Regions from separate parts of the Homo sapiens genome. Here regions 2 and 3 are each linked to region 1. Evidence: chromatin loops called from intact Hi-C (ENCODE). Cell type or tissue: PC-9. All regions are shown on one strand. Links, peaks and the distances in the headings refer to the core of each region. The heading gives the core; the rest is flanking DNA. Region 1 overlaps WNK2 (WNK lysine deficient protein kinase 2). Region 2 overlaps WNK2 (WNK lysine deficient protein kinase 2). Region 3 overlaps FGD3 (FYVE, RhoGEF and PH domain containing 3).

Region 1 (10,426 bases), core at 3,299-8,298:
GGAGGGTGGCCACCCAGTGACATGGCACCAGGACTTGTGGCTGAGACCGGGGCCAGGCCTGTGTCCCTCTGCCCCTCAGCTGCCCGTGTTAAGCCCACCTGTAGACAGGAGAGGAGGGCACCTGGATGTCCCTGGAGGGGAGGGGCATGGGTTCAAGCTCTCTTCCTCCCTCCAGCCTGATGGCAGGTGCCTTGGCACGAGGTGGCCCTCTGACAAGGTAGCTTTCTGAGCCGTTTCCCCTAAATGTGAATGGTCTGTATCTACCAACACCCCCAGTCCCATTGGTCAACATGCCGTGGGCGGGGCTGGCCACTGTCCTGGAGGGCCTGTGGCAGCCCTGGGTGATGCCCGGCTTGAGTCCCTCCTGCTCCTCTCTTTCAAAAAGTGCACACAAGGACAAATGCTCATCAGTTCTTCTGACCACAGTAGGGATACCTGCATCCAAAAGTGTGGATATGGATCCTAGGGAGGAAGCCCTTTCCCTTTCCCCTCAGAGACCCCTAGTGTTAAGGATTAAGTGTGGATTGTTTCCAAGTTTGTCATTGGCTTTTAGCTGGTGGTCTTCATTTAAGGATGCTGGTCCTTGGGGAGACCCCTGTCCACAGAGGGCTGGGCAGGCGCCTACTCAGGGTAGTGTGGGCCGAGGCTTAGCCCATCTGGGACACGCAGTGCTGAGAGTGGGGTCGCTCAGGTGGAAGAGGCTATGTGGGGGCTCCTTTGCTTTTATGGAGCTCTAGGTCAGCCCTGCAAGCTTTAAAACATTTATTTGGAAATAAAACACCCGTATGCCATGTGCCCAGCTCCACCTGTTGCCACCAGCTTGCCCACCTGCTTCCTCGCTTGGGCTCTGTCATTTCTGATCCAGGTGAGTGCAGGTGCAGATGGTGGCACTGGCCTTGGTGCCCTGCCCTGGAAGCCTGGAGAGTGCAGGCGCATCCAGGCCCCACCCTGCTTAGCGCCGGGCTCCTCCTGGCTGGGACATCACCTGGTGTTGGAGGCCTGGGGACCAAAGGGGATCCTCTCTTCCTCCAGGACAGGGTTCCCTGGCTGCAGGGTTGTTGGGGAGGGAGTCTTGGTTGTTTAAAGTGGTTCCCCCAGGGTGTGAATGAGCATAGGTCCTGTCTGCTTGATCTGCAGTGGGCCAGGCCTCCTCTGGAGGCAGGTGTACCACCCAGAGCCCACGAGGGTGTACACAGGGTGCATATTACTTGCTGAGGGCTGGACACTGTGGGGGATGGGTGCTGCTATCTGCCCACTACACAGATGGGGAGCTGAGCTCAGAGGCAGGGTTAGTGTCTGAGCCTAGGTTCCACCCCGTCTCTCTGATTGGAATAGCTTTTCCTGTTCTGTCCATGCTGCCCAACACCAGTGCAGGACGGGACATGGTAGGAAGGGGCCGAGGGTGAGGTTGGCTGTGCCAGCTGCGGTTCTGGGCAACTCTACCTGTCAGCACAGCCGTGCACTAACCCTGAGGAGACCTCCGACCTTTCCTGTTTTGTGAAGGGGGATGGGGCCCAGTGAGGTAGAGTTGATGACCCTGCAGCCCAGCCAGGAGCTGATGGGCAGAGAGACTAACTGGATGGCGTGTCACTGCTGTTGTTGGGCAGAGGGTTGGGTCTCCCTGAGGCCCTAGCTGGGGAGACCTCCATGGGGTGGCCTGAGGAGGGGGCTGGGGGCTGTCCAGCCCTGGTGAGGTTCCTGTTGGAAGGAAGGACCACATCTGGTCTGTGGACTGTGAGGCTTCAGGTCCCGGGAGAGGCTTTGTGGGTGTGGTGGGCCCGGGGAGTGGGCACCTTGGGAAGGCTCCTGCCTGCCCGTGCTGCCCCAGCATCAGACCCCAGGTGGTCCACAGTCCTGTCAGCTGCACCCTGTCATGGTTCATTGCCTCAGGGGTGCCTGACCCAGCCTGGGTCCCCCTTTGGTCCTCTTCTTTATCTTGGCCTTCATGGCTCCATTCTGTGGTCCTGCCCTCCTCCTGGGCTGCCCACCCATCCCTGCCACGTGGTGACAGCTCCACTAGCATCCCATGGTGGCCCTGTCTTTGCCCACGATGGAGGGTATTGGGTGGGCCTGGGGTGGGGAGGGCTCCTGCAGCCTGCCCTGTGACCGGAGCCCTGCGGTGGGGAGGGCGGGGCCCAGCACAGAGGGCCAGTCCCAAAACTGACCTGCCGTGCTCATGCTGGGCATGGGGGCTTCCTAACAGGCAGGTGGGTGGGGACCCCCGACCTTCCCTGGACCTCCCCTTGCTGCTGGCTCTTATGCTGGGTGCTGGCATGGGAAGCCAGTATGGACCGGGCACCACCCCCATTGCATGTGTTCAGTAGAACCTAGAGGAGTCCCTGGCATGGCTGCCAGCTTGTCCCGGGGAAGGACAGCTGAAGTTTTGTACGTGCTCAAGGGAGCATGGAGAGTTTGTGACAAGGCCATGACAGACTCTCTCCACCCGTCTACTGGCTGACAGGATCAGGCTTTCTCAAAGTTCAACATCCGCACACCAGAAGGTGGACAGAACGATGCTGGGCCTGCCTCCTTCTACATATGATTTACAGTCACCCATGGACACCCCAAGTAATTGGCACAAGAGCTCCATCTGGCTCAGTAACGGAGGCACTTTCAACAAAATTAGTTATCCCTTTGCTTTGGTCAACTATGCACTGCTAATTTATGATAGTGATTCAGTTCTGAAGAAAATCCTTTGGTCCTTAGAGTCTTACGTTCGCAGGAAACTAAGGAAAGCTAGATTCCGATAGGAATGATGTGATGGCAGGGAAGTGTGGCAGGGCAGTCAGTGAGAGGCTTTCGGGAAGAGCCGCGTCGTGTCCATCACCTCCGTGGGAATGGAGGTTGCGTCCTGGTTGGAGCTGGAGACGTGTTTATTCCCGTGTTTAGAAACAGCTGGTGGAGGGCATCAGATTGCCGACATTTGGGTTCCACGGGAAACATTTCAAAGAACATTTTTAAAAAGTCAGTATTTATAAAATGCTGGAAATGGCATCTTTTACAACTGTTTGACCCTATGATGACACATTTTACATCCCAACTTACCCCTGGGGCAGGCAGGCACCTACTTCCTTCTGTGTGTGGGTGACAGGGTGAGTACCGGTGTGTATGTGCGGGCGGCAGGGTCCCAGGTGGCCTTTAAGAGAGTAAAGCTCACTTGGCACCTTCCCCTGCTCCCTCTGCCCCTTCCCACCCCCTTTTTTTGAGGCAGGGTCTTGCTCTGTGGCCCAGGCTGGAGTGCAGTGGCAGGATCTTGGCTCAGCTGCAACCTCTGCTTCCAGGCTCAGGTGATTCTCCCATCTCAGCCTCCCAAGTAACTGAGACACCAGGCGTGTGCCACCACACCCAGCTAATAATTCCTCCCTCCCTTTTTAAATAAAATAGTATGATTTACAAAAGCAACCAGGGGCCAGATATTCAAGTTCAGGTTTTTGCCTCAGAGAATTGTAAACTTCTTGGAGCCCTTGACAAAGAAGACTGAATGTGGGAAGAGTCCAGTGCCGCCGACTCACCCCCAACTGAGCACCTCCTTCCCTGGCTGCACTCATCCAGATGGAGGGCAGCATCTGGGACAGGTCACCGGCGTCAGGGTCCCTTTTCTGCAAAGAAGTCTAGGGGCACATCAGCCTCCGTCTGTGACTCCTCACACTCCTTGGCCACTTTTATTTGGTGGTGTCGGGAAAAATGTTCATCTTTATAATGATGTCCTTTTTTTTTGAGACAGAGTTTCAGTCTTGTTGCCTAGGCTGGAGTGCAATGGTGTGATCTCGGCTCACTACAACCTCCACCTCCCGGGTTCAAGCGATTCTCCTGCCTCAGCCTCCCGAGTAGCTGGGATTACAGGCGCCTGCCACCACACCTGGCTAATTTTGTATTTTTAATAGAGATGAGGTTTCACCACATTGGCCAGGCTGGTCTCAAACTCCTGACCTCAGGTGATCTGCCCGCGTCGGCCTTCCAAAGTGCTGGGATTACCGGTGTGAGCCACCGTGCCCAGCCGTGATGTTCTTTTTAAAATCATGAATTAGAAAAAACACACACTGGCTCACCTGTCAATGCGGTTGTGTATTTTGTTGCTCAAGATGAGGTTAAAGAGGGAACTTGGATTTAAAGGAAGTGAGTTTGTTTTAAGACCAGCAGAGAATGTTGGAGGCAGCAGGTGGAAGAGCTCTGTCAGGCCTCCCCTTTGCTGGTCAGTGGCAGATGCCTGGTGTGGACATCAAAATGGCTCCACTGAGCCCACTGACCACTCACTGCAGAGCAGGCCCAGTGCCTGCCTCTTGTCCAAGTGGCGCCCCGTTGCCTGGCCCTGTAGTGACATAAACCACCCACTGCTCAAACATCATGCCTGCACAGAGGCCACTTCCTCCAGGGACCTCAGACCTGCCCGTGCCTTAGGTGGGGTGGGGAATGCCTTCTTCCCCAGGCTGCCTGAAACTGGAGCTTTTCTTCGGGGGCAGGGGTGCCCTGACTGGTAATTTTTGGCACAGTGTGTAGTTGCATATTTATTGGTTTTCTCATCTGTTGGCTGCGTTCCCATGGGGTTGTGAACAGCCCTTTCCGCACACCCAGAGCCTCCGTGACTGAGCGACTCCAGACAGAGCATGGGGGATGGTGTGGCTTGCTCTGCACCAGCCATTCCTGTGCACTTGCCAAACCCTGTCCTCCTGGAACCAGACCCAGACCCTCTCTCCACTTTGTGGTGAAAGGGCAGGCAGGAGCCTGCTGGCCCCCAGCTTGGGTCGACTGGTTCAAATCTTCCAGACCTGGGAGTAGCAGGGAGGCTCTTCCCACCAGGAGGGCGTGGAGTGTGTGGGGATGCCAAGCCTCCTAGAGCAGTGGGGACACCCTCCCGGGGGTGGAGGGAACAGAAGGGGACACATATATGGTGGAAGTCTCATGCTGTCTTCCCAGTGTGTCCCTGTGGATATCATGGCTTTTGGGTGTGAGCACTTAAGTGACAGGGAGATAAGTCCTTGGTTAGGCCTGAGCTCTACCAGAGACCTGATGCCCTCCCATCCTGCACCTGGGGCCTCTGTCCTGGGCCAGTTCTCTGTGCATGGGACTATTGTGGACAGAGAAGCTCCAGGCTTCCTTTGGTTTTGATTTACGGCCCCACGGAACTGGAGCGAGGCCCTGCAGCAGGCTTATCTCTCGGGGCTCAGCCTCACTGGTTCTGGGCACTCTCCTCTGCCCGAGTGTGCGTGGGGCTCACCTCCTGGTGGGACCCAGTTCTGCCCCTTCAAGGGGTTGGATTTTGGGGTCCTGCCTAGCTGAAAGGAAGATGCCACGGAATCCCAAGTGTGCCCCTAGTAGGTCTGACATCTCCAACCGTTGCCCACTGGGGACTGTTCTGGCAGAGCAGGTGGCCCTGAAGTGTCATAGGAGGGGGCTGCCTGCAGACACCCTGCCATGTTCAGGGCAGGAACCTCTGATGCTCTCAGTCAACATCGAAGGCAACCCCTGATGTGTTTCCCAGGTGTCCTGGGGGTGCTGGGAAGGGCCGTTGGGACCAAGAATCTTCTGACCACCCTGGCTGTGTGACTCGTGCAGCCCTTGAGGGGCTTTGCTGCCCGGCTTGGAGGGTGCTGTCCTGCCTTGCCTGTGTGTGACCCACAGGACCTTTTTCCTAGAGCAAATAAGAGCTGGCATTGTCCCAGAATGCCTTAAGTCTTTTGTCATCTGATTGACTTTCACCACTATGAGGGAACAAGAGCCATGAATTTGCATAGCACTGGGGACTTGGTAGGAGGAAGATTGGTGCTGATTGACCTTACCCTCCAGTGTCTGGGAGGGAGGGGCATCACATTGAGTGAGCAGCCAGGAGGCCCCCGCCTCTGACTCAACACCAAACCTTTAAGCACCGTGTGAGTCTGGCAGGATTTGGAAATCACTTAGGGATCAGGTGCATTCTTCCTGCCCTGGCTTGTTGACTGTGAGCCTTCCTAATAGGTTAATGAATGAATTCAGTCCACAGGTGTTCATGGAGTTGCTCCTGTAATGCAGGCCAACCCGATGTCAGCAAACAGGTGATGAGGATGTGGACAGGCTCTGTGGGGGCAGCATACCCTGTAGGTGGGCTCTGGGCAGGGCTCAGAGGGGGACACACTAACCGACTGTTAAAGTACCAAGCAGGCTGGGCATGGTGGCTCACACCTGTAATGCCAGCACTTTTGGGAGGCCAAGGCAGGAGGATCTGTTGAGCCCAGGAGTTCAAGATCAGCCTGGGCAACATGGTGAGACTACCATCTCTAAAAAAATAAAATTAGCCAGCGTGGTAGCATGTGCCTGTAGTCCCTGCTACTCAAGAGGCTGAGGTGGGAGGGTCACCTGAGCCCAGGAAATTGAGGCTGCAGTGAGCTATGATCACACCACGGCACTCCAGCCTGGGTGACAGAGTGAGACCCTGTCTCCCCTACTGTAAAAATTACCAAGCAATGTGTTACATTGATTAAAATAGTCGTGTGGTGTAGAATATAAAATGAGATCCTCTTCCCTTCCAAGCCCACCTCTAAGAGGCACCATTGTTAACCATTTCTGACTTTCGTGTCTTACATGTATCAACTTCAGTAGGTAACTGCTGTTAAAAATGAAGACTGTAGTGCATGCAGGGTACGCCCCCCTACTTCCCGTTTTTTCTTAGTCATTTAGAACGTGAACATTTTGCTCTGAAACTACAATGAAATCTTTTACACGTTACTGTTGGTGCTAAAATACTGGCAAAAATAACTTGTGCTATAAATGATCCTGTGAGTTTCCTCTAGAATTAAGGACTAGGCGCACAGAAAGGGAATTGTAAACTGACATGCTGTTTCCCAGAGAAGGCTTCCTGGGCGAACTGGCCTAGCTGAGCACTGCCATCTCCTCTCCAGCTTCCTTCACCCCCAGGGACCTCGAGGGTCACCCTGGGTGCATGTCTTTCTGTTGTGTTATGTTGTGTTGTGTTGTGTTGTGTTGTGTTGTGTTGTATTGTGTGTTGTGGAAACATTTCTTCCAGTAACTTGTTCCACCTAGACTGCATGGGAAGTTAACTTTCAGCTCCTGCATGTCTGAAAACGAGTCTGGACCGCCTGGCTTGGTGTCCGTTTGACAGCGTGTAGAATTCTGAGTTAGCACTTTGAGGACACTGTCCCTGCCACCTGCGCCCAGTGTCTCTGGTGAGACTCACCGCCCACCTGGGCCGTTCCTTTGCAGATAAGACTTGCTCGGGGTTCTGACATTACACTAGAACAGCCCTGGAGGTGGGGTGTTCATTTACTCTGACCTGGCCTTGGTGGGCCATTTTCTTCTAAATCGTTCTCCTTCCAGCTCAGGGAAATGCTATTCTACTATTTGTTTATACTTCATGGTGTCTGTTCTTAGAACCCTTTTGACATAGTTTGACTTCCAGGCAGTTCTTCCATGTCTCTTAATGTTTCTCTTCTATTTTCTTTCTTCTACTTCTCTCATTTGGTCTTTGGATTTTTTTCCTTTTTTTTTGTTTTTACATATGAAAAATTGAAGGGTGATTTACATATAATGAAACACACAACTTAAGTGTGCAAGTTGAGCTCTGACAAATGCACATAGAGGTGGAGCCCACGTGCTCTGTTATGATGTGGAACATTTCTCCATCACCCTCCACCCCAAGATCTCTTGGCTCCCACTTCTACCCACCCCAGAGGTAACCATTATTCTGATGGCATCCCCCAGATATTAGTCTGCCTTTTCCAGGGTTTCACATGAAGATGGGGGTCCTACCAGACATATTCTTTTGTTTGGCTTCTTTTGTTCAGTCCTATGCTTTTGGCCTTCACCTGTGCTACTGAGAGGCAGGAGCATGCTCCTTTTTGCTGCTGAGCCATGGTCCCATTTGGATGGGTGCGGCATGGTTCATTCACCTGGCCCCAAATGTTTCGGTGGTTTCCAGGTGGGTCTATGATGAATTATGCTGCTTCCAATATCCAAGTCCATCTTTTATGGACTTATGTTTTCCTTCCTCCCAGATGGATCCCGGGAGGGGAGTGGCTGGACACAGAGCAGGTGTGAACCCTGCCAAGCCCTCCTCTGAGGGCTGCGCCACCTGAACTCCTGGTAGCAGTGTGCCAGGTGGGGCCCACTGTTCCCCAGCCTCCCAGCAGCTGGAAGTATCCACCTTTTTTTTTTTTTTTTGAGACAGAGTCTCACTCTTGCCCAGGCTGGAGTGCAGTGGCACAATCTCGGCTCACTGCAAGCTGCACCTCCTGGGTTCATGCCATTCTCCTACCTCAGCCTCCCGAGTAGCTGGGACTACAGGCGCCCGCCACCACGCCCAGCTAATTTTTTGTATTTTTAGTAGAGACGGGGTTTCACCATGTTAGCCAGGATGGTCTCGATCTCCTGAGTTCGTGATCCGCCCGCCTCGGCCTCCCAAAGTGCTGGGATTACAGGTGTGAGCCACCGCACCCGGCCGTATCCATCTTTTAATTTAGCCCTTCTGGTAGGTATGGGATGTATCTCAGTGTGGTCTTTGTTGGCATTTTCCCAGCGACTGATGATGCTCAGCCTCTTTCCGTGTGCTGTTGGCCATTTCTGTGTCTTTGGTGAAGTATCTGTTCATGTGTTTATTATTAAATTACAGGAGTTCTCTATACATTTTGGATCTGAGTCCTTTGTCAGATATATGTATTAAGAATAGTTTTTCCCAGTTTGTGACTTGACTTAAATAAATAACCATTTTTTTGGAGATGGGGTCCTGCTGTGTTACCCATGCTGGTCTTGAGCTTCTGGGCTCCAGCCATCCTCTGCCTCAGCCTCCCGAGTAGCTGGGACTACAGGTGTGAGCCACCGCACCTGGCTTAAAGAATCGTTTTTGATGAGTAGAACATGTTTCCATTTTATTGTCTGGATTAAACATTAACTTTTTTGTACTTAATGTTTCATTGGATTATGGAATATCTTATTTCTAAAACACTGAGCTGGTTAGGAAGGGCAGTCCCCATCCCTGTGATAATTTGCAAGAGCTCTTTCTCGAATGTTCCTTTCTAAATAGAAGCTTGATTTTACTTACTTGTGTCAACTTATTGAATCTTTATGGGAACATTAATTAGATTTTTTTGGGAGTTGCCGTTGGTCTCTGAATTATTTGTTTTCTGGGTTGGCCCCATCATGACAATGGCTTCTCTGGGTATTGCCTGGCCCTGTGGTGATAGTCACTGCACAGTCCCACACTGCAATGAAGGGGCCCATGAGGGTGTGTGCTGTGGGGAGGGGTCTGGCGGGTTGATGGAGGAAGAAGGGTCTCATGGGCGCGGCTGCATTTGGGATGTAATTTTTTTTACCAAGATGACCCTTGTCACGATCCTGCCGCCTGCTTCTCCTCTCTGCTTTGGAGTCTGGCTTGATGTTCTTTGGGCCTTTCCGGAAGGATCCAGGGGTCTTGGCTTGCATTTACTTTCACTCTGATCTCTCCCCTTATCTGTCCAGATTTACCTGCTTTCTGTCTGTTTAGAAGTCCCCGGAATTTTGCTCTTCTGTGTTTAGTTATGTTTCTGGTTTCCTTCGGAAAATACACGTTTCTTTTCTGACATTCCCATGGGAATTGGTGCAACAGAGGCAGGCATTGCTCTGTGGGCTCATTGGACCAAGATGAGGAGGTGATCCTGGGGGCAGGACCTCAGGTGGAGGTGAGAAGGGCGTGGCACGTGTGCAGCAGGAGAGGCCTTGGCTGGGCCTTTGGACATGGCTGTCACCTCGTGAGGGGAAGTTGGAAGCACATGGAGCCTTCGGGGCCATGCAGGCTCCCTGGATTTATTCTGAGCCCTCTGTGGAGAGAATCTATTGAAGTATTTGGGGGAAGGGAAGGGCCAGGATCCAGGGGGACTATAGTGAGGGATGAGGTGGGAGAGAGCGTGGCGAGGGATGGGTGAGCTCAGACAGGGTGGTGGGAGTCAGAGGGGAGAGGTGGAGATTGGGCAGGCGGCGGGAGGGTGGCCAGTGCTGAGTGGTGTTTGAATGTGGTGCCTGGGGTTGGTGGTTCCCTTGTGGGATGGTGGGCAGAGCGGGCATGTGGTGCATGCACCTGACCAGGGTTCCCGGGTGATGATGGTGGCGTTTGTTTGCTGTTTTCTATTTAAACTTAGGTCAGTGATTGGTTCTGCTGGCTTGTGCAGACACAGTGGCCCAAGGGTCTGGGGAGGTGTCTGCTGTGTCCTCCTGCACAGGAGGGCCTGGGCTGCCCTCTGGGCTGCTGACTGGTCAGTTTGGCTCTGCTAGGGCTTTTCTCTTCCCTCCATTCTCAGCTCTTATCTCAGTCACCTGTCCACGTCTCCTCTGTTCTAATCCACTGGGCCCTGAGTACTTCTTCTGAGTTGTGTATACGTTAGAAGTAAACTGATGATCCATTCTTTTCACAAACACACAGAAAGTGAGTGATTGTGGAGGAGGCAAAGGCCTCAGAGGTGTATTT
Region 2 (10,426 bases), core at 1,726-6,725, 65 kb after region 1:
AAACAATTACTGTTTTAAAAAGTGATAAGGATTGGAAAGGAAGAAATAAAACTACCACTGTTGGCTGATAACATGATTATATACATAGAGATTTAAATTTACAGATAAATTGGAATTAATAAGTTAGCAAAGTAGCTACAGACTGCAGTTATCTTTCTGTATACCAACAACAATCAGAAAATAAAGAATATTGAAAAATTCAATTTATAGTAACACAAAAATGCCAAACACCAGTGTATGAATCTAACGAAAAGTATGTAACATCTGTATACCAAAAACTACAAAACATTGAGAGAAATTTTAAAAAGAAATGAGTAGGAAGATATGTACCATATTCATGGACTGGAAGATTCAGTATTATAAACACTTCTTCCCAAACAGATCTGCAGATTCAGATTCTAACAATTTCTAAATGAGCATCAACACACTGATTATATACTCTTTACAGAAATGCAAAAACCAGTAAAAACCAAGACAGCTTCTAGGGGAAGGATACCATTCTCCCAGATGTTGTGACTCATATAAACCTGGAGTCACAGAGACAATCTGGTCCTAGAACAAGGGTAGAGAAATTGAGCAATGGAGTCAAGCCAGCTCAGAAGCAGGCCCACATCTTTGGACACGTGGTTGACAAGAAAGGTCCGATTGTCAAACAGTGGAGACCGGGTGGTCTTCTCAACAGAAAGAGTTGGGATAGTAGGCTGTCCACACAGGGAGATGATCCTCATACCACACACAAAACTCAGTAACAAGTCGCTTGTGAATCTCAATGTAAAAGGGAAAACAGTAAAGTTCCTAGAAGTAATAAGAGGCAGTATCATTATGGCCCCCACGTAGAACACATACGTTAAAGTTCAACAAAATATGCAAATGGAAAGACTGGCTAAAAATTGGTTAAATTTGACTGTATTAAAATAAAAAACTATTGTTTATCAAAAGACACCACTAATCGAGCACATAGGCGAGTCACGGAGCGAGAGATTCTGTAGTACAGATAGCCCCCAGACAGTTCTCTACCCAGCATCATGAAGAACCACAAATTAAAAAGAAAAGAATGACAGCTCTGTAGAAAAGCAGGCAAGAGACTTGAACAGGTGTGTCCTAAAAGAAGATACCCAGATGGCCAGTGAACACAGGAGAAGGTACTCAATTGAATTAAGTATTATCAGGGAAATGCAAATCAAAACCACACTGAGCTATCACCTCACACCTGTTAAGATCACTGCTCTCAAAAACAAAGGACTGCAAGTATTGGCCAGGATGTGGAGAGAGGGGACCTTTGTGCAGTGTGGTGTGAGTGTAAATTACTACAACCATTATGGAAAACAATGTGGACCTTCCTCAAAAAATTAAAATAGAACTACCGTATGATCCAGCAATCCCACTGCTGGGTATATATTCAAGATAATTGAAAACAAGGTTTGGAAGAAATACCTGCTCTCCTGTGTTCATTGCAGCGTTATTCACAATAGCCAAGATATGGAAACAACCTAAGTGTCTTCACAGATGAATGGATAAAGAAAATGTGATATGTTTGCACAGTGGAGTACTGTTTAACCACAAAAACAAGGAAACTACCATTTGCGACGACATGGATGAACCTACAGGACATTATGCTATATGAAATAAGCCAGGCACAGAAAGACTACACGATTCATTCCTCTCATATGCAGTATCTAAAACAGTCAAAGTCAAAAACAGTCAAAGCAGAGAGCAGAATGGAAGTTGCCAGCAGCTGGAGGGAGAGGGAAACGGAGTTACCATTGAGGGCATAAAGTTTCAGTTATATAAGCTGAGTAAGCTCTAGAGCTTTGCCACACAACATAGTGCCTATAGTTAACAATAGAGTATCATGCTTTTAAAAATGTGTTAAGACAGCAGATCTCATCTTAAATGTTTTTTCCATAATTAAAAAACAATAAAGAGCCACAATAAGACGCCATCACACAGCCCTAGGGGTGCTCAGAGGCTGCCGATGGTGGGGGCATTGGCTCCTGCTTGGGGAAGCACCTTGGCACCCTTACATAAAGCTAAAGGGGATCAGTGACCAGCAGCTCCCCAGTGGCGTGTGCCTGGCAGGACACGGGCCTGCACGCACTGTGCCTCAGTGTTAGTCGTGGTCCCACCCAGCCACAGCCCAGTGAGTACCAACACAGAATGGATGCGTGCATCATGGTGCAGTTGTGCAAACAATAACAAGGACACATCTCACAAACACGGTGAGAGAGGCCAGGCACCACAGAATAGAGTACCATTCCATTGATAGAACGTGCAGCACGACCATCATGTTTAGACAGACGAACGGTAAGGCCGGAAAGGAGCAGTGGAGGAAATTTTGGTCAAATTAGTTTACCTTTGTTGGGCCAGGCAGGGGATGGGGACCAAGGGAGTCTGGGGGCACGAGGGAGGGCATCAGGGTCCTATTAATCTCCCCATTCTCACCTTTTATTTTTTGAACAGTTTTCTTTTTTTGTGTTCATTTTCTTTGTGTTTTTTAAAAAGACAAAGTGGGCTGGGCGTGGGGGCTCACACCTGTCATCCCAACACTTTGGGAGGCTGAGGCCAGCGGATTGCTTGAGCCCAGGAGTACAAGACCAGCCTGGGCAACATGGTGAAACCCAGTCTCATATGAAAAATACAAAAATTATCCAGCTGTGGTCCGAGCTACAAGGAAGGCTGAGGTGGGAGGATTGCTTGAGCCCGGGAGGCAGAGGTTGCAGTGAGGCGAGATTGCACCACTGCACTCCAGCCTGGGTGACAGAGCCAGACCATCTCCAAAAAAAAAGAAAGGTCGGGTTGCATTTTCAAGTAAGGAAAACTGGGCTCCAAGGCCAAGTTTGAGAAACACCGTCCTGCCACCTCTCAGATGCCCGCAGTCCCTGTGAGCCTGGTGGAGGCTCCATGAGCTCCTGCACAAGGCACTGGGAGACTTGGTTATACTGCTGGGGTTCTGGATTCCTCCCACAGGGTCACTGACCAGCCCTGGCTGCGCTTCTGACCATACCAAAGACTGGGGGTCTGAAGGCTTCAGGCTCCTGCTCACTCCTGGGCATGGAAGTGTGTACAGCTCACTACTTAAACTCTTTAATTTTGAAATTTCATTGAATAACTTTTGTCCAGTGCAAGATAGACAAGAGCCGTATCTTTCTGGAGCTGTCTGTGCGGGTGAGGGTGTGGACAGACAGATGACAGACAGGCAACAGCCACAGCTGATGGTCACACGCTACAGAAGACACAGAAGGAAGGGTGGTGCTGGTTCAGCCACAAGGGACACTATGGGAACAGGGACCTGGAGTTGCGAAGCTGGTGGCTCAGAGACCTGTGGGAGGCGTTACAGGAAGCAGCAGCCAAGGCTGGGCTGAGCTGCAGGCAGGCAGGAGCCTGGCGTGTCGGGAAACAGAGAAGACCAGCACGCTGGGGCCATGGCCAGCTGTGTAAGGCATCTTTTTAGCCAAGGAAGAAACAGGTAGATAGGACTGGAGTACCCTGGTACAAAGGCATTTTCCCCATTTCTTCTAGATTCAGCGCCCTATAAAGACCAGCTGTCCTCGAAGGAACAACCCAGCTTTCTAGCCAGTCAGCAGCTCCTGAGCCAGGCGGGCCCCAGCAACCCTCCTGGGGCACCCCCAGCCCCTTTGGCCCCCTCCTCCCCTCCTGTGACTGCTCTGCCCCAAGATGGAGCAGCTCCAGCCACCAGCACCATGCCAGAGCCAGCGTCAGGAACTGCCAGCCAGGCAGGGGGTCCAGGGACACCTCAGGGGCTGACCAGTGAGCTCGAGACGTCTCAGCCACTAGCGGAGACTCACGAGGCCCCGCTTGCTGTGCAGCCCCTCGTGGTGGGCCTAGCACCTTGCACTCCAGCTCCAGAGGCTGCCTCAACCAGGGACGCCAGTGCCCCAAGGGAGCCCCTGCCACCTCCTGCACCTGAGCCCAGCCCCCACAGCGGGACCCCACAGCCCGCCTTGGGTCAACCTGCTCCCCTGCTTCCTGCCGCAGTGGGGGCCGTCAGCCTGGCCACCTCCCAGCTCCCAAGCCCACCCCTGGGGCCCACCGTCCCCCCACAGCCACCCTCGGCCCTGGAGTCGGATGGGGAAGGGCCGCCCCCCAGGGTGGGCTTTGTGGACAGCACCATCAAGAGCCTGGACGAGAAGCTGCGGACTCTGCTCTACCAGGAGCACGTGCCCACCTCCTCAGCCTCAGCTGGGACCCCTGTGGAGGTGGGCGACAGAGACTTCACCCTGGAGCCCCTGAGAGGGGACCAGCCCCGCTCAGAGGTCTGCGGGGGGGACCTGGCCCTGCCCCCAGTGCCTAAGGAGGCGGTCTCAGGGCGTGTCCAGCTGCCCCAGCCCTTGGTGAGTAGCTGCCTTGTCCCAGAGACACTGCCCTGGGTCAGGGGCCGGAGCCCGGGCGCAGGCCCGGGGGTGGGCAGGCATCTTGGCTATGCAGAGCCGCCCTCACTCAGGGCCCGTCCCTCTCTTGGTGACCCACCCACGTGTGTTTGACTCACCCATGCATGTTTTGCAACAAGTGACCCCTGTTTGGGGTCATGCTTGTGCAGCGTCAGGTGACTCAGCCCCATCCATGCACACACAGGGGCTGGGGCAGCCCAGGGGCAGCTTGAGATGAGGGGAGTGGATTTGCAGATACAGCTGTTGAGATGCTGACCTGTGAGTCTCACGGCTCTTCTCTTTTTGTGTTTCTTTCTCCAGGTGGAGAAGTCAGAACTGGCCCCCACTCGAGGGGCCGTGATGGAGCAGGGCACGTCCTCGTCAATGACAGGTAACAGCTTCCTGCTGAACCCTGCGTTCACAAGGTGCTGCCTGGCTTCCTTGCCCCAGAACCTTCTGCATCCGCACCCTCGTCTTTCATCTGTTAAGGCATAAAAGCATTTCTTAAAGATCCTTTTATCTGTAAGGGATCCTTTAGCATCCAGTGTAGGGCCCAGACACAGCAGGAGTCTGTCATGATTTAATTCAAGCTTGTCCAACCTCTGGCCCATGAGCTGCATGTGGCCCAAGACGGCTTTGAATGGGCCCAACACAAATTGTTAAGCTTCTTATGAGCTTTTTTTTTTTTTTCAATTTTTTAAAGCTCATCAGTTATTGTTAGTGTATCTCATGTGTGACCCAAGACAATTCTTCATCTTCCAATGTGGTGCAGGGAAGCCAAAAGACTGGATGCCCCTGACTTAATTAAAACCTACTGAGTTCTAGAAGGAGCCACATGCTAACACTCTAGAGAGATGAAGTCCTCTGGGGAAATGGATAAAGCCCCAGTTGGTGGGTGCTGGGATGTTGCAGGGACACGTCACAGCTCCTGGACTCTCCAGTGGCTGAGGGTCTGCACACGTTCCGGTGGACCCACCCCAGCCCTTGCTTTTCTTCAGCAAGGTTACAAGATGCCCACAAAAACCCAGCCTTACTTCAGCTATAGCAGAGCAGTGCGGTGGGGGGGGCGCTGTGACTGCTGGGAGCGCCAGGTACCAGGGCAATCCCTGAAGACCTGCTGTGGGGCTTTCCCTTGTGGCTCTTGGCTGCCACTGCGTCTCTGTGGAAACACCTTTGCTTTGCTTCTCATTTCATTATCTGCATGCCTCAGTGTCCCTTCTAAGGGAGCCGGACTGATCTTGTGAGGTCTGAGGTTCCTTCTCAGCCCAGGATTTCTTGGGGGATGGGCACACTATGAATCAGGACTCCCCTGAGCCTCCTAACGGAAACCTCAGCGCACATCAGCCGCAGGCGGGACCCCGTAGTCCCAGGCCACATTTATTTCTAGACGCCAGACTTTAAGAGGGGTCGGGGCAGCTGGCTCTGGGGTCAGAAGCTGTGCACGCAGAGAACTGGTGATGTTTAGCCTGAGGAAGATAAGGGACAGGGCAGAAGCAAGAGCATCTTCCCAAAAGGGTGGAAATGAGAGGTTGTGTTGGAGTGCCAGCCCTGACCACGCTGGGCTGCCTGTGGCGCTCCACGGACTCTGACTTCGTGCTCTGAGATGTGTCCGTCCCATGGGCCCCTTTGGCAGATGAGCAAACTGAGCTTCAGTAACTTGCAAATGATATAACTTGTACTCCAAGTCCATACTCTTTCCAGAGTGTGGAACTCATGGGGGAAGCTCCAAGGAGACAGATTCTAGTTTGGCAAAAGTGACCTTTCCTGGAGGTTGGAGCCATTTAGAAGTAGAGAGAGTGCGATTGACAGTGAACCTCCTAGCCCTGAAGGTGGGCATGGAGATATGAGGAGGGGAGTCAGATGTTACATACGGCTTGGGGACACGTGACAGGGACTGGATTGGGGCTCCTTAGGAATCTGATTTGGGTGTTGTTCCCTTGTGAGTTTCCACATGGGGTGTGCAAAGGAGACACGTGTACATGTGCGGGCGGCCCCAACCTCCCCAGAGGCTCCATCCGCTGCTGCCACCTTCCCCACGGCGCATAGGTCTGGCTCATGCCCTGGCCTACCCACGAGTTTCTTTTGTCACATGAGGGTCTCAGCTCAGGCGAGGCCCCCATGTCAGCTTGCTTGGCTTTTCTGGTTGCCTCTTTACGGCAACCCTGGGAAAAGCTAGTCAGAAAGAGCTCCCTAGATGGAGAGCACCGGAATAGCTGCAGGTGCAGTGGGTGACAGTTTTTGAGACACCGTGGGAGCAGGGCTGGAACCCAGCCCCATTGATCTGCGCTGTGGGACCCTCTCACATCAGACGATGGGATGAGACAGGGTGCTGGCCTTCAGGTGCTCAGAGAAGGCCTGGCTGCATGAGGGTGCCCGGGGCTGACGCCTCTTCTCTTGCCCGGGTTTATTGGGCATCTGTCATAGAATGCCGTGGGGCCAAGACATCATGGAGTATTTTTAGTTTCCAAAACTGCTGTTTCCAAAACTGGGAGGAGCACACACAGCTGGCTCCTCCCAGTACCCACTTCCATTGTCCTGCCTGTCTGGAGGCACTCCCATGGGATCACTTTGGGCTGCTTCGGGTCAGCTGTGAGCCATCTCTGCCTCTTCCTCCTCCTTCAGCCCCAGTAACGTTTCTGATGTTCCCATAGCAGAGTCGTCTCCCAGGAGTATGCTAGGCTATGACAGAGATGGAAGGCAGGTGGCCTCAGACTCCCATGTGGTCCCCAGCGTCCCCCAGGTAAGGGCGACTTGACGACCCCCTGGCTGGTTGGCAGGGTTTGCTCTGTGCTGATGTTCACATGAAACCTCTTCATCTCCGCTTGTTTCCCAAGGATGTACCTGCTTTTGTGAGACCTGCACGTGTGGAGCCCACAGACAGGGATGGTGGAGAAGCTGGAGAAAGCTCGGCAGAGCCCCCGCCGAGTGACATGGGCACAGTGGGGGGCCAGGCTAGCCACCCCCAGACACTCGGCGCTCGAGCTTTGGGGTCCCCTCGGAAACGTCCAGAGCAGCAGGATGTCAGCTCACCAGCCAAGACTGTGGGCCGTTTCTCGGTGGTCAGCACTCAGGACGAGTGGACCCTGGCCTCCCCCCACAGCCTGAGATACTCTGCCCCACCCGACGTCTACCTGGACGAGGCCCCCTCCAGCCCCGACGTGAAGCTGGCAGTGCGGCGGGCGCAGACGGCCTCCTCCATCGAGGTCGGCGTGGGCGAGCCCGTGTCCAGCGACTCTGGGGACGAGGGCCCTCGGGCGAGACCCCCGGTGCAGAAGCAGGCGTCCCTGCCCGTGAGTGGCAGCGTGGCTGGCGACTTCGTGAAGAAGGCCACCGCCTTCCTGCAGAGGCCTTCTCGGGCCGGCTCGCTGGGCCCCGAGACACCCAGCAGGGTGGGCATGAAGGTCCCCACGATCAGCGTGACCTCCTTCCATTCCCAGTCGTCCTACATCAGCAGCGACAATGATTCGGAGCTCGAGGATGCTGACATAAAGAAGGAGCTGCAGAGTCTGCGGGAGAAGTAGGTCCTGCGGGCAGGAAGTGTTGCCCCCGCCCCTGGGCCATGGCACCCCTTCCCAGTTGTGAGGGAACCCTGGTGCCGGGGCTGAAGTCCTGGCCAAGCAGCGCCCACTTGGAGCTGCCAAGCAGGGACAGGGGAGTGATGAAGGCTTTTTTTTTTTTTTTTTGAGACAGTCTCGCTCTGTCACCCAGGCTGGAGTGCAGTGGTGCAATCTTCGCTCGCTGCAACCTCCACCTCCCGGGTTCAAGCGATTCTCCTCCCTCAGCCTCCCGAGTAGCTGGGACTACAGGTGCCTGCCACCACGCCCGGTTGATTTTTCTATTTTTAGTAGAGACGGGGTTTCACCATGTTGGCCAGGCTGGTCTCAAACTCCTGACCTGAAGTGATCCACCCGCCTTGGCCTCCCAAAGTTCTGAGATTTCAGGTGTGAGACACCAGGCCCAGCATCCCTGTGGTTTTGAGTAGACAGTCTCCCACTCAGAGTCCTCTGGGCTGGGCCGGCCCCCACCCTGCTGTCTGCTTGGCTTCTGGCTTCTCTGGGTGCCATGCCTCCTCCTGCTGCACTTGGGGGTATGTCTTGGGGGATCACTGAGGCATGTGTCTTCCTCACCCTGTCTGCCTCTCATCTGTCTCCTTCCCTCTTTCTTCCTTTCTCCTTCTCTCTCTCTCTCCCCTTTCATTCCTTCTCTCCCTGTCTCGCTTCCCACCACTCTGTTTCTGGCACACTCTCTCTTCCTATCTGTCTCTCCTTTCTTTGTCTCTGTCTCTGTCTCTCTCTCTCCCACCCTCCTTCTTTCTCTTCCTCTCTCTTTCTCCATGTCTCTTTCCCTCATCCAGCAAATATTTATTCTGTCCTGCTGCGGCTGGGGGGTTACTGGGATGTCCTTCGGGATGGGAGGGCTAACACCAAATTCACCAGTGCCTGAAGGCACGTTTGTAAGTCGTGTCCTGTTGGAAATCACAGGCTTATGTGGGAAGAGCCGTGCACATCTCCTTTCTCTCCTGCGAGCCCTCTCTGCACAGCGTATGCACAGAGGCTAAGAGAGTGTCTGCCCAGGCTGGCGGGGTGGTCAGTGCCATACATTGAGGATATAGTGAGTGTCTCTGTGTTCGTGGAGAACTGAGGAGGGAACTGGAGCTGCTGGGAGAGGCAGGAAGGCAGGGATGGGTGGAATCACTGCTGGTCTTAGAGGCCTCCAGGAAGGTGGCCCCCATTGGCCACATGGCCCAACAGATCCTTGGTGGAGGCCAGAGAGTGGATGGAGCCCAAGGTGGGTATGACCTAGAACCTTTTGGGATAGAGGGCAGCAGATCCTGGGCACATTTGCTCAGCAGGAATGTCATCCTGGGGAGCCAGTGGTCAGGGTCAGCAGGCACAAAGGGGAGCTGAGATGTTGCCAAGCCACACCCCAGCTGTGGCTGCTACGAAGAGAAGCTTGTAGGGGGCAGGAAGGTGTGGATGTGAGAACACTGGGGAGAGGAGCTGCTATAGGCTCTGAGAGCCTGGGTGACAGGGGCCAGGAGCCAGAGACAGAGGGTAGAGATAATGGGGTGGGGACTAGAAATGGCAGAAGTGATTGGGAGCCAGGGGCAGGTGGGGTCTAGGGAAAGGGCAGGGAGAGGACCAGAAGCACCTCAAAGGAGAGACTTCCAGGAGCCTAAGAACAGGAAGTGGATGCTGGGAGGGCCGTGGAGTCCAGAGGGAAGTGTGGGGACCTTTTAGGAAAGGGTGGGGAAGATTTTCAGCCTCAACTGGGAATTGAGGTGACTTGGCATCTGATAGGCAGTAGCCAGCAGCTCCCCAACCTTGCTTTCATTTGAACCCTCTGAATACCGAGGTGCCTGTGCCTCATTGCAGCATTTCTGCCATGAGCGTTGGGGTTTCCTAGGGCTCCAGGAGCCCTGTGCTGAGCCCAGCCTGTGCTTTCAGATGTCCCAGGCCGCGGGGCTCTGTGGTGAGCAGCCCAGGGGCAGCTTGGAGTGGTCCAGGGCACCCCCTGTGTCGGAGCCACATTGCAGTCTGGGACCGCGGGAGCTGGACCATGTGGGTGCGGCCTCGGAGCAGAGTTCCAACCTGGATAAGCTCCAGCCTGGATAAGACGCTCCCCTGCCCACGCAGCCGCTCCCCAACGCTGGGGCAGTCAGCACTCTCTTGAAATAGTACTCCCTTCCAGAAGATCATCTGATGCTCTGTCTCTCTGGTGTTTGTAGGGAGAAAGCCATTCAGAGTTTTATTTTTATTTATTTATTTTGTTTAGTAGTTAGAGGAAGTCATTAAAAAAAAACAAAAAGCCTATGTGGCAGGTGTTGAAATTCAGGAGTAAAATCAGAACTTGCTTCCTCATTTCCGACCTTGAAAACTACCTGTTTTTCTTGCCATCAAAGGAAGAGGAGGGGCACTTGGGGTGAAGGCAAGGGGTTACAGGCCTCCAGCCAGGGCCCCTGGGGTGGCCTTAGGCCTTGCAGAAGCTCAGAGCACTGTGATGCAACAGGGAGGCCCAGCTCCACTCCCCATCCTCTC
Region 3 (10,426 bases), core at 5,427-10,426, 250 kb before region 1:
GTAAGGGCAGTGCTGGGCAGGTGTGAAACCTAGACAAGGATGAGACTGGGCTTGTGGAACAAGGAGGCTCGGAGGCAAGCATGTGCCGAAAACAATGAACAAGGACAGGAGGAAGAGCAGAGCCGGGCACTGTGGTGCCTGCCTGTCCCTAGGCGGGACGACCGTCAGCTGTCGGGGCTGAGCCGGTCGGGAAGGAAACAGGATATGAGGACCTTCATTCATCCCTTACATTTCTCCCCGTGTCCTGCCTTCTTCTCTGCAGATATTGTGGGTCCTTGTAGGTGACAAGGGGCCCATTGTCTGAGGAGGGAGACAGGGACATGAGCCTGCCACGGTTTCATCTGGCTAGCTGCAAGGACAGTGCAGGGCAGGCCCTGTGTGAAATGGGGGCAGCCACATCTGGGTCTGGGGACAAGCTGCCTGCTGCCTAGTGACACGAACCTGTGCCCGTGGTGCCTCCGTCCCCACACGTGAGCTTCCCCACTCCCTCCTTCTGAGCTTGCTGCCTGCCGGTGAGTGTCCCTGGTCTCAGGAAAGTAACCCACAGGCAAATGGTTGCTGCATTTTCCCAAAAGCAAGTATTGAACCCCTAACAATAATCTCAGCCCTCCAGGACCCCCTGCTCTGTGCCACAAGGTGTGCTGTCCCCCAGCCCCACCCTCCAGGTGGGGGCACCGCAGACTCAGGCCTGGAGGCTGCACCTGTGGGCCCTGCCCGGGGCCCACCCCACCTGGGAGTCTGTATGAGGCCTCTGCCCAGGGTGCCAGTCTTCTGAGGAGCAGCGGTGGCTGTGCATGTGGACCAAGGAAGGAGGGCAAGAGTGTGTGAATGAGGGCTGAGCTCCGCAGCCTCAGAAAGGGACACTAAGGATCCCGCCTCCCCTGGACACCCCCAGCTGGGCAGGGAGGTTGACAAGGAGGCTGGCCTGGTACAGGGCCTTGCCCTTCGCACCTTGTCATTTTGGTGCAAATTCAAAAAACTTCTCATGAGAATCTTCTGCATATGTTTAAAAAAAGTTTTCTTTTTAAAAATGGCAGTAAAATACACATAACCTAAAACATAGCACTTTCATCTTTTTTCTTTTTTTTTTTTTTGGGGGGGGATGGAGTCTCACTCTGTCTCCCAGGCTGGAGTGCAATGGAGCCATCTCGGTTCACTGCAACCTCCATCTCCCAGGTTCAAGCGATTCTCCTGCTTCAGCCTCCCAAGTAGCTGGGATTACAGGCGCCCACCACCAAGCCCAGCTAATTTCTTGTATTTTTAGTAGAGAGGGGGTTTTACCATATTGGTCAGGCTGGTCTTGAACTCCTGACCTCAGGTGATCCATCTGCCTTGGCCTCCCAAAGTGCTGGAATTACAGGCGTGAGCCACCGTGCCCAGCCTCCTTCATCGTTTTTAAGTGATCAGTACAGTGCCCTCAGCACATTCATATTGCTGTGCAACCATCACTGCCATCCATCTCCAGAGCGTCTTCACCTTCCCAATCTGAAACTCTGTCCCTGTTAAACCCTCTCCATTCCCTCCCCTGGCCCTGGCAGCCACCATTCTGGTTTCTGTCTCTGTGAATTTGACTCCTCTAGGACCTAACGTAGGTGGAATCACACAGGATTTGTCCCTTTGTGACTAGCTTATTTCACTTAGCATAATGTCCTCAGGGTCCACCCCTGTTGTGGCATGGGTCAGAATTTCCTTCCGGTTTATTTATTTACTTATGAGATGGAGTCTCACTCTGTCACCAGGCTGGAGTGCAGTGGCGCGATCTCAGCTCACTGCTACCTCTGCCTTCCAGGTTCAAGCTATTCTCCTGCCTCAGCCTCCCAAGTAGCTGAGACTACAGGCATGCACCACCATGCCCAGCTAATTTTTGTATTTTTAGTAGAGACAGGGTTTCATCATGTTGACCAGGCTGGTCTCAATCTCTTGACCTCGTGATCCGCCCGCCTCGGCCTCCCAAGATGCTGGGATTACAGGCATGAGCCACTGCGCCCGGCCTCCTTCTGTTTAAGGCTGAACATGATTCTGTTCTATGGAGAGGCCACCTTTTCTTTATCCAGGTTTCTAGGGATGGACACTTGAGGGGCTTCCACCCTTTGGCTGTTGTAGGGAATGCTGCTATGTATGTGGGTGTACAAGTACCTGTTTAAGACCCTGCTTTCAAACCTTTTGGGAGAAACATTCTTGACTAGATGGACTCACATGGGAAACTGGTGTTGGTTTAAATGTGGCTGCCCTAAGAAAAGCTGCCGCATCCTTGGGAGAGGTAGATACCCCCCGCCCACCAGCCCCCGATTCCAGGCTGTCCAGCCTCTTCTCCCAGTCCACAGTCACAGCGTCATGCCAGGGCTATGGGTCATGAAGACTCATACAGTCTTAAACAGTAGAAGTAACTTGTTAAGGTGGCGGTGTGAGCCATATTTGTGAGTGTCTGCTCATGGCATGACTACAAACGGGGAGGTGCTGCGTTGATCTGCCTCCTCTTCTCCCTGCTCAGCTTGCCCTCACTTCCTGCCCTCTCCGAGGCCCCTCTGACCCCCATCCCAATTCAGGAGCATGTAGCACCTCACTGAGTTCTCAGCAGAGATGATGGAGACCCCTCCTCCATCCACTCCCACAGCAGACAGGGCATTTCCCAGGCTGAGACCCCAAGGTAATTACTCTGGGCTTCCAGGCACCGCTAGGTCACAAGGTGGCTTTAATTTTTGTTTTCTTTTCTTTTTTCTTTCTTTCTTTTTTTTTTTTTTGACACGGAGTCTCACTCTGTGGCCCAGGCTGGAGTGCAGTGGTGTGATCTCCTCACTGCAACCTCCGCCTCATGGGTACAAGCAATTCTCCTGTCTCAGCCTCCAGAATAGCTGGGACTACAGATGCAAGCCATCACGCCTGGCTAATTTTTGTATTTTTAGTAGAGATGGGGTTTCACCATATTCATCAGGCTGGTCTCGAACTCCTGACCTCAGGTGGAGGTCTGCCAAAGTGCCTTAGCCTCCCAAAGTGCTGGGATTGCAGGTGTAAGCCACTGCGCCCAGCCTGGTGGCTTTAATTGACTGCCATTGGGCATTACATCTGGGCATGGCCAGGGTGCCCTGGGCCTTGCTCACTGTGGGTGGCCTCAGTGGGTTTGGGACCTCAAGGCACCAAAGTTAAGCCAGTGAGAAGCCATATGGGGACCAGCGGATATAGGCAGTTCACATGGTTTATTGTATCACCTAGAGGCACTTACAGTATTGCCTGGATTCTCTATCACAGGGTAACCCACAAGGGAGATCTTGTCGTCATCATCCCTCATGATTCTGGGCCACCCGGGTGCAGCGGGCGGCTCTTGCCCACAGGGCTGGGACCCATTGCATAAGGCTTCCCCCAAAGGCTTCAGGCCTGGCTGCCACCTGCTGTCGGCGGGGATGCCCCCGCATGCCTCTCTGAGTGGCTAAGCCTCCCTCACAGTGAGGTGCTGGCTTCCAAGTGTGAGAGCCCAGAGCTGTCTTCCCTCCTGACCTGGCCTCCCACATGCTGCCCTCTCTAGTTACAGCGAGTCTCTTAGGGGCTCTGTATTTAGGGGAGGGATGTCAGAGTCCGCTTTTAGATTGAAGTGGCATCAAAGAATATACGGGCAGTTTAAAAACCACCACTAACGCGTTTGTTGCTCCCCCTACATAACATGCCATTGTTATGGAGCCTCCTGTGTGCCGGGGGCCACTGGGCCACTCCAGCGACAGGACAAGGGAGGTCCCTGCCTACTAGGTTCCAGGCAGCACAGTGGACAGGTGCCGTGGTGGGTTTCTTTCAGATGGGGGGGGACTCCCGCACGGCCTCCCGGGAAGGGACATCTGGTGGCAGATAGAGCTGGGTGGTAGGCAGACTGGTGGCCCATCTGTGGGACCAGCCCTGCCTATCTGGGGGACCGCTGCACTGTGGAGGGACACGGGGCGGGGGCCAGAGCACTTCATCCCCCTGCTCACTGGCTGCTGTGATGGAGACACATGAACAGTTCTAGGACACCCTGGATTCTGGGGCATTCTAAATTTCTTCAGGTTTGTGGATTTCCTCGTGCTACAAGGTGGCAGCCCTGAGTGTCTGGGACCTGTTCCCTGGCTGAGTCCACAGTGGGCACGGCTCATCTGGGTCAGCAGCTCCAGCCTTGCTCACCTCAGGCGGCTCAGGGCTTCTTAAAGGGAAAGCTGAGGTGGCTGCATACAGAGAACTGACCTCGGCTTCCTCAATGCCCCTGTGGAAACATAGGCATAGCCCTGGGCGGACCAGAGTGACCCAAGCCCGGGGGCTTCCAGCACCTGTGTCCCAGGGCCAGCCTCTCTGAGCCTCGGCGTCCTCATATGAAGGACAGAAACGTCCCCTGCGAATGTGAGAAAGGGCTCAGCACTGACCCTGGGCATGGGTGTGCATGGGTGTACTTGCCTTATATGTGTGTATGCATTGTCAACCTAAAATAATCAAGAGAATCAGAATATAGTCTAAAGAGAGTTTATTCAAGCACAAGGTTGAGGACTGCAGCCAGGGAGACACTTCCAAGTTGCCTCAAGGAATGTCTGGAGAACAAAAGAGAGGCTCAAGTGTTTAAAGAAAAGAAAGGATGAATCAGGAGAGGGGGTGGTGACCATTGTTCATCAGGAACTCTCATTGGTTCACAGAAATAACACTGGCTAGTGATTGGCCAGCCACTGTTGAACTACAGGGAATGTGGCATTTTAGGGCTACTTGGCATCTGTTAGTCTCAAGCCTGCATAGCAAGTGGTTTCAGGAGGGACCTATTTTGCTCGATGGGGAGTGACACATGACTGTGTTGCATTCCAGTGCCTCTCAATGCCTGATTATATAAAGGGGCTGGCATTCCTCAGACACAGGCCTTTTTATTTTTCAGCATACGTGTGCACACATGTGTATGTATGTGCACATGTGCGTTTGTTTATGCATGTGTGCATGCACCTGTGCCTTGAAGGCCAGGCAGTGGCCACACCAGCCCAGGAGGGTTGCTGCTGGCAAAAGCCTTTGGCCGCAGAGGGGCTCTGCCCGGCTACACTTCCCAAAGTAGCTCATCCCTCTCCTGCCCCTCTATCCAGCTCTCTTTGTTTTCTGTTCTCATTACCTTTTTTATTTTAAAACAACGCATACTCTGTAAAAAGTCCTTGCAACAGAATAGAAGGAAGTGAAGTGACAATTAGGGGCTCCTCAACCCAGGTTGCCCCCACCAAGGGCACCCTAAAAACCTCACTTTTAATTTGATTGCCTTTGTAAAGACCCTGTCTCCAAACATGCCTTCATTTTGAGGTACTGGGGGCTAGGACTTCAGTGTGTGAATTGGGGGGTACCGACAGGATCCATAACACAGGTGTTTGCAATACAGAGTTGCAAACGCAAAGCTGGAGGTGAGTGTCCTTCATTTGTTTTGGTTCATCTGCTCTTGGACAAAAGCCCTTCCAAGATGGGAGTGATTTGAGGGCCTCCGATGAGCACAGTGCATCCCTCTCCTCTGGACAGGATGTCTGGGGACCCGGGCTGCTTGGGCCTCCTAGGCTGCAACCACACACCTCCTCACCTCTCCTCATGATCCATCATGATCCATCCTCCCTTCTGTGGTAAGGAAAATGATGCTTAGGAATGTCTGAAACTCACGAAGTTTGTACAGTTCAAAGGCGATAAGGGTGGGATTTTTCTTTTCTTTTCTTTTCTTTTCTTTTTTTTTTTTTTTTTTTTTTTTTTTGAGACAGAATCTGGCTCTTTCCCCTAGGCTGGAGTGCAGTGGTGATATCTCTGCTCACTGCAACCTCCGCCTCCAGGGTTCAAGCATTTCTCCTGCCTCAGCCTTTCGAGTAGCTGGGATTACAGGAGCCCACCACCACACCTGGCTAGGGTGGGATTTTTCTTGATCAGCCCTGTGAGGTATACTTGGCGTACCATTGATGCATAATGTTTAAAGTGTACAGTTGGATAAACTTTGACATGGGGTGTGCTCATGAAATTATCACCACAATCAAGGTAATGAATATGTGTGCAACATCCCACAAAGCTCTTGTGCTCCTTTGTAAGCACTCCCCACCTCCCCAGCCCCCTCCACCCATCCACCCCCCTCCCCCACACCAACCCCACAGCCCCTCCCATTCCTTCCAGGCACCCAGCTGATCTGCTTCCTAGCACCATAGGCTACTTTGCACTTCCTAGAATTCTGTAGTAATGAGAAAACACAGTAGGTCTTCTGTGGCTCCTTTTGTTCAGCATAATTATTTCTAGATTCATCTGTATTCTATTCCCTTTTTAAAAATGGTCTGAAAGATCTGGCTGGATGTGGTAGCTCATGCCTGTAATCCCAGCACTTTGGGAGGCTGAGGTGGGAGGATCACTTGAGGTCAGGAGTTCGAGACCAGTCTGGCCAACATGGTGAAAACCCATCTCTACTAAAAAAAATACAAAAATTAGCCAGGCGTGGTGGTGGGTGCCTGTAATCCCAGCTACTCAGGAGGCTGAGGTGGGAGAATCACTTGAACCCAGGAGGCGGAGGTTGCAGTGAACCTAGATTGTGGCCACTGAACTCCAGTCTGTGTGACAGAGCGAGACTCCATCTCAAAAAAAAAAAAAAAAAAAGGTCTGAAAGATCATTAGATGTAGGTATAGAATTAGCATCATTATTTTCCTGAAATGTTTGTAGAATTCACCAGTGAAGATCTCTGTGCCTGAAGTTCTCCATGTGGGAAAAGTTTTAACTACAAGGATTTCTTGTGCTTGTTTTACATTGAGCTTCTTAGATGTGTAGATTTATAGTTTCCATCAAATCTAGAAAACTTGTCATTATTTCCTCAAATATTTTTTTTGTCCACCCCTTTTTGAGACTCTGATCACACATGTATTACACTACTTGAAGTTTTCCCACATTTCACTGTTGCTCAGTTTCTCTGTGTGTGTGTGTGTGTTTCATTTTGGGTAGTTTCTGTTCCTGTCTCTTCAAATTCACTAGTTTTTCTTCTGCAATGTCTAATTGGTTGTTAATTCCTTCCAGTGTGTTTTTGGTCTCACACTTCGTAGTTTTCATCTCTGGAAGTTTAATGTGGGCCTTCTTACATTCTCCACGTCTCTACTGGATTTTAGAACATAGGATGACACAGACATGATAGTAGTTTTTAATGTCCCTTTTTGCTAATTCCAACATCTGTGTTAGTTATGGGTCAGTTTATATTGAATTTTTTCTCTTCATTAGTTATAGTCCCTTTTATGCCTGGTAATTTTTTTTTTTTTTTTTTTTTTTTTTGAGACAGAGTTTTGCTCTGTCGCCCAGGCTGGAGTGCAGTTGTGCAATTTCAGCTCACCGCAACATCCGCCTCCTGAGTTCAAGCAGTTCTCCTGCCTCAGCCTCCTAAGCAGCTGGGATTACAGGCACGCACCACCATGCCTGGCTAATTTTTGTATTTTTAGTAGAGATAGGGTTTCTCCATGTTGGCCAGGCTGGTCTCGAACTCCTGCCCTCAAGTGATCCATCTGCCTTGGCCTCCTAAAGTGCTGGGATTACAGGCGTGAGCCACTGTGCCCGGCCTCTGCCTGGTGATTTTTGATTGGATGCCAGACTATGGGAATTTTACCTTGCCATGCACTAGATATTTTTGTAGTTCTATAAATATTTTTTAGCTTTGTTCAAGGATGCAGTTGGGTAAACATATGGACTTCTTCCTGTTAAGTTTTGTTAATATTTGCTAGGTGGGACCAGAGCAGTGATCACTGCAGGGCTAATTATCCATCATTCCTGAAGCAAGACCCTCTGAGTATTCAACGCAATGCCCCGTGACCTGTGGGGCTTTTAGGGCTGGCTGGTGGGCATAGGCGTGTCCCTGCCCTGTGAAAGCTCCCTGTGGTCCTCACAGGTGGTTCTTTCTCTGGCCTCATGTGCTCTCCCCACCGCACACATGCTGAACGGTCCTCGAGGAGCCCCTCTGAGATCTCTGGGTTCTCTCTCTCTCTGCAGCTCTCTCATCTTCAGGGCTCCATGCTGTGGACTCTGGCCACCTTAGTCTTCTGGGCCTCCCAGTTTTGTCTTCTCAACTTAGAGAGTCCACTGGGCCCCACAGGGCTTCCCTTCCCTGATCCATGGCCCAGAAATGGTCTCTGGGCAGTGAGCTGGGGCAATAGGAGGGCTCACCTCATTCATTCCCGTCTCTCAGGGACCACAGTGTTTTACCGCTTGGTGTAGAGCCTTGCAAACTTGTTTCGTAGGTTTTGTCCATTTTTGTTGTTGTTCCAGGTGAGAGTAAATCTGGTTTCTATTACTCCATCCTGACCAGAAGCATAATTCCCCCGAGATGGGGTTGAACCAGGCTCTGTCTTGCCAGACAGCTACCTTTGAACACACCGAGGCTGAGCACAGCTCACATTCCATCTGGTGTATTTTTATTGCTCTGCCATGTTTGACCTCTGGAAACCTGAGTTTATCTCTTGTGCTATGAGAAGAATGCAGCAAAACATGTATTTTCTGTTTAGAAATCTTAATATTGCCCCCCATTGAACTCGTTAGGAATGCGGCAGTAGCCAATCATAAATGCCCACCTGAGCGATTCTGGAGTCATTTAAAGAAACGTCCACTCAAAAGGGGTTTTGCCCCAAGACAGTGAGCACTCAGGAGACTGTGTGTGGTGGGGGTGCTCCACCATAGAGCTGGTCGGCATCCACAGCCACCAGGACGCTGCCAGAGCCCAGGCCTGCGCCACGCCCTGCCCAGAGGCACACCTGCCTGCTCAAGGCAACCAGGGCAGGCTCAAGGCAGCCAGGGCCAGCTCACTGTGTGCCTGTCACTGTGTGAAGCCTGCTTCTTCTTTATTTCGCTTAGCAAGTGAGGCAGGAGCATGTAAAGCTGCTGGCAGAGGAATATCTAATTGTGAGTGTGAGTGCGTGTGTGACTGTGAGTGTGAGCCAGCCCGTCAGTGTGAATGTTTGAGAGAGCCTCTCTGTATGTGCCTGGGGGAGGGTGTGAGGTGTGGGCTAGGGAGGGGCCTGGCGATGCCCACCGGCTCACCTCACACTGGACAGTGCCTGCATGTTCAAGATGACCCTTCCCCTGGGCCGCAGGATGCTGCATGGCAAGGGACAAGCTCAGCCCTGGCCCCAGAGTTTCCAGCCGAGCAAGACACTGCCCACCCTACAGTGCATGGCTGCTGGTGCAGGCCCCACCCTTTTGGAGGCATTGTGTGCCAGCCTGGGGGCTGAGGATATGACTGTGCAGATGGCCATGCCCCAATCCTGGAGTCCACCATGCTGGGTGGTGGCATGGAGCTTCCCTCCTCCGCACCCCCGCAGAGCCGGGGCCTCTGGCTGCTCCAAATGCCAGTTGGAGAAGGTGGTTTTCTTTCTCTACTAATGTCTTTTCAGTACCTCCTAAATGGCTCTACTTTGAACCTGCTGGGCAAGGAAGAGATTTTCAAGGAAACCATCTACCGTGTGCAAGCTCCTGCCGGCCAACCCCAGACCCCAGCACGGAGCCAGGCGCCTGTGCCCGCCGACCCTCAGCATCCTCCTCAGAAAGGCTGGTGGCATCAGGTATGGGGATAAGTGACCGCCACTTGCAGCCCCTAGGCTCCTCGGCAGCTGCGTCTTCGGTTCAAGAGGATGATTTTGAGGGATGACAGTCTCCCTCTAGGCCCGTCTCACCTTTGCTCCTCCTCAGAGGCGCCCGGTGAATTTTCTGTGCACTTATAATTGACACTTGAATTTGGTCCATGAGAGGCATGGTGGGCCAGTGTGAGGTGGCTCCAGTGCACAGGAGGGAGGAGGAGTTTTGGGGCAAAGACCTTGGTCCACATCCTCTGGCAAGACGCACCTCCTGCCCCAGCCCTCCCCTGAGGGAGATAGTAGAGACAGCTGGGACCCTGGACCCCTGGGGGCTGTTTTCTGACCTGTCCAGCAGGCAGTGGTGAGGAGGAGGAGGAGGAGGACACCGGCCTCATGTCCTGGGAGTATCAGAGGATTGAAAAAGCACCACGGATGCGCTATAAACAGAAGCCACTGTGTTCCTTTTGGTTATGGTCACTACCTTGAGCATCTATTTTGAATTTATTGAACAGCAGATAGCTTCACACCACAGGGTTAATTTTTTTTATGCGGAACAAACAATTTTAAAACAAAACATTTTCCATTTTCTGTTCTTTAAAAGCCTGTCTGTACAAGACCCAGCTGAAGCTGACCAGGGCATTCACACTTCACACACAACCCCCAGCCCACCTGCTCCAGGCTTTCGGTGGGGGGCGGAGGGTACTGCCTGGGAGCTGCATTTGGGGGTTGCACCTGAGGGTGCTGGTCCATGCCTGGCTAGCACTGACTCTGGCTTGTTTCTCCCCTACAGGAAGCCCCTGGCCAGCCTCCACCTGAGCCCAGTGAGCTCAGCTTTAAGGATGGAGTCAGGCAGGGGGTCCTCAACCCCTCCAGGACCCATTGCTGCCCT

The links. Peaks named below come from ENCODE experiments on the same cell type or tissue, not always from the same donor. Only the 100,000 strongest peaks of a DNase experiment are listed, where the experiment ranks them.
Region 2: it touches region 1 in a loop (5-fold over the local background); 7 of 110 quality-filtered maps call a loop at or near these places.
Region 3: it touches region 1 in a loop (6-fold over the local background); 2 of 110 quality-filtered maps call a loop at or near these places.

What each region holds. Positions count from the first base shown.
Region 1 is chr9:93,218,983-93,229,408 of GRCh38, forward strand. The region is part of intron 2 of WNK2 (WNK lysine deficient protein kinase 2); the gene reads left to right. Among named protein-coding and RNA genes, the nearest start is that of WNK2, 40 kb to the left of the region's middle. In PC-9, for the core only: no CTCF peak of the experiment used is centred there; DNase peaks (open chromatin) are centred at 4,539 and 5,809; H3K4me3 peaks cover 766 bases; H3K27ac peaks cover 4,195 bases.
Region 2 is chr9:93,285,269-93,295,694 of GRCh38, forward strand. It overlaps WNK2 (WNK lysine deficient protein kinase 2), which reads left to right. Exons shown (of 30, transcript NM_006648.4): 20 at 3,520-4,352; 21 at 4,710-4,779; 22 at 7,040-7,128; 23 at 7,223-7,905. Among named protein-coding and RNA genes, the nearest start is that of WNK2, 110 kb to the left of the region's middle. RefSeq lists an enhancer at 3,382-4,178. In PC-9, for the core only: no CTCF peak of the experiment used is centred there; a DNase peak (open chromatin) is centred at 4,533; H3K27ac peaks cover 541 bases.
Region 3 is chr9:92,965,881-92,976,306 of GRCh38, forward strand. FGD3 (FYVE, RhoGEF and PH domain containing 3) reads left to right here. Exons shown (of 18, transcript NM_001083536.2): 2 at 9,358-9,525; 3 at 10,328-10,426. The coding sequence starts at 10,377. Among named protein-coding and RNA genes, the nearest start is that of FGD3, 24 kb to the left of the region's middle. RefSeq lists an enhancer at 4,325-5,016. In PC-9, for the core only: no CTCF peak of the experiment used is centred there; DNase peaks (open chromatin) are centred at 8,501 and 9,161; H3K4me3 peaks cover 2,491 bases; H3K27ac peaks cover 3,908 bases.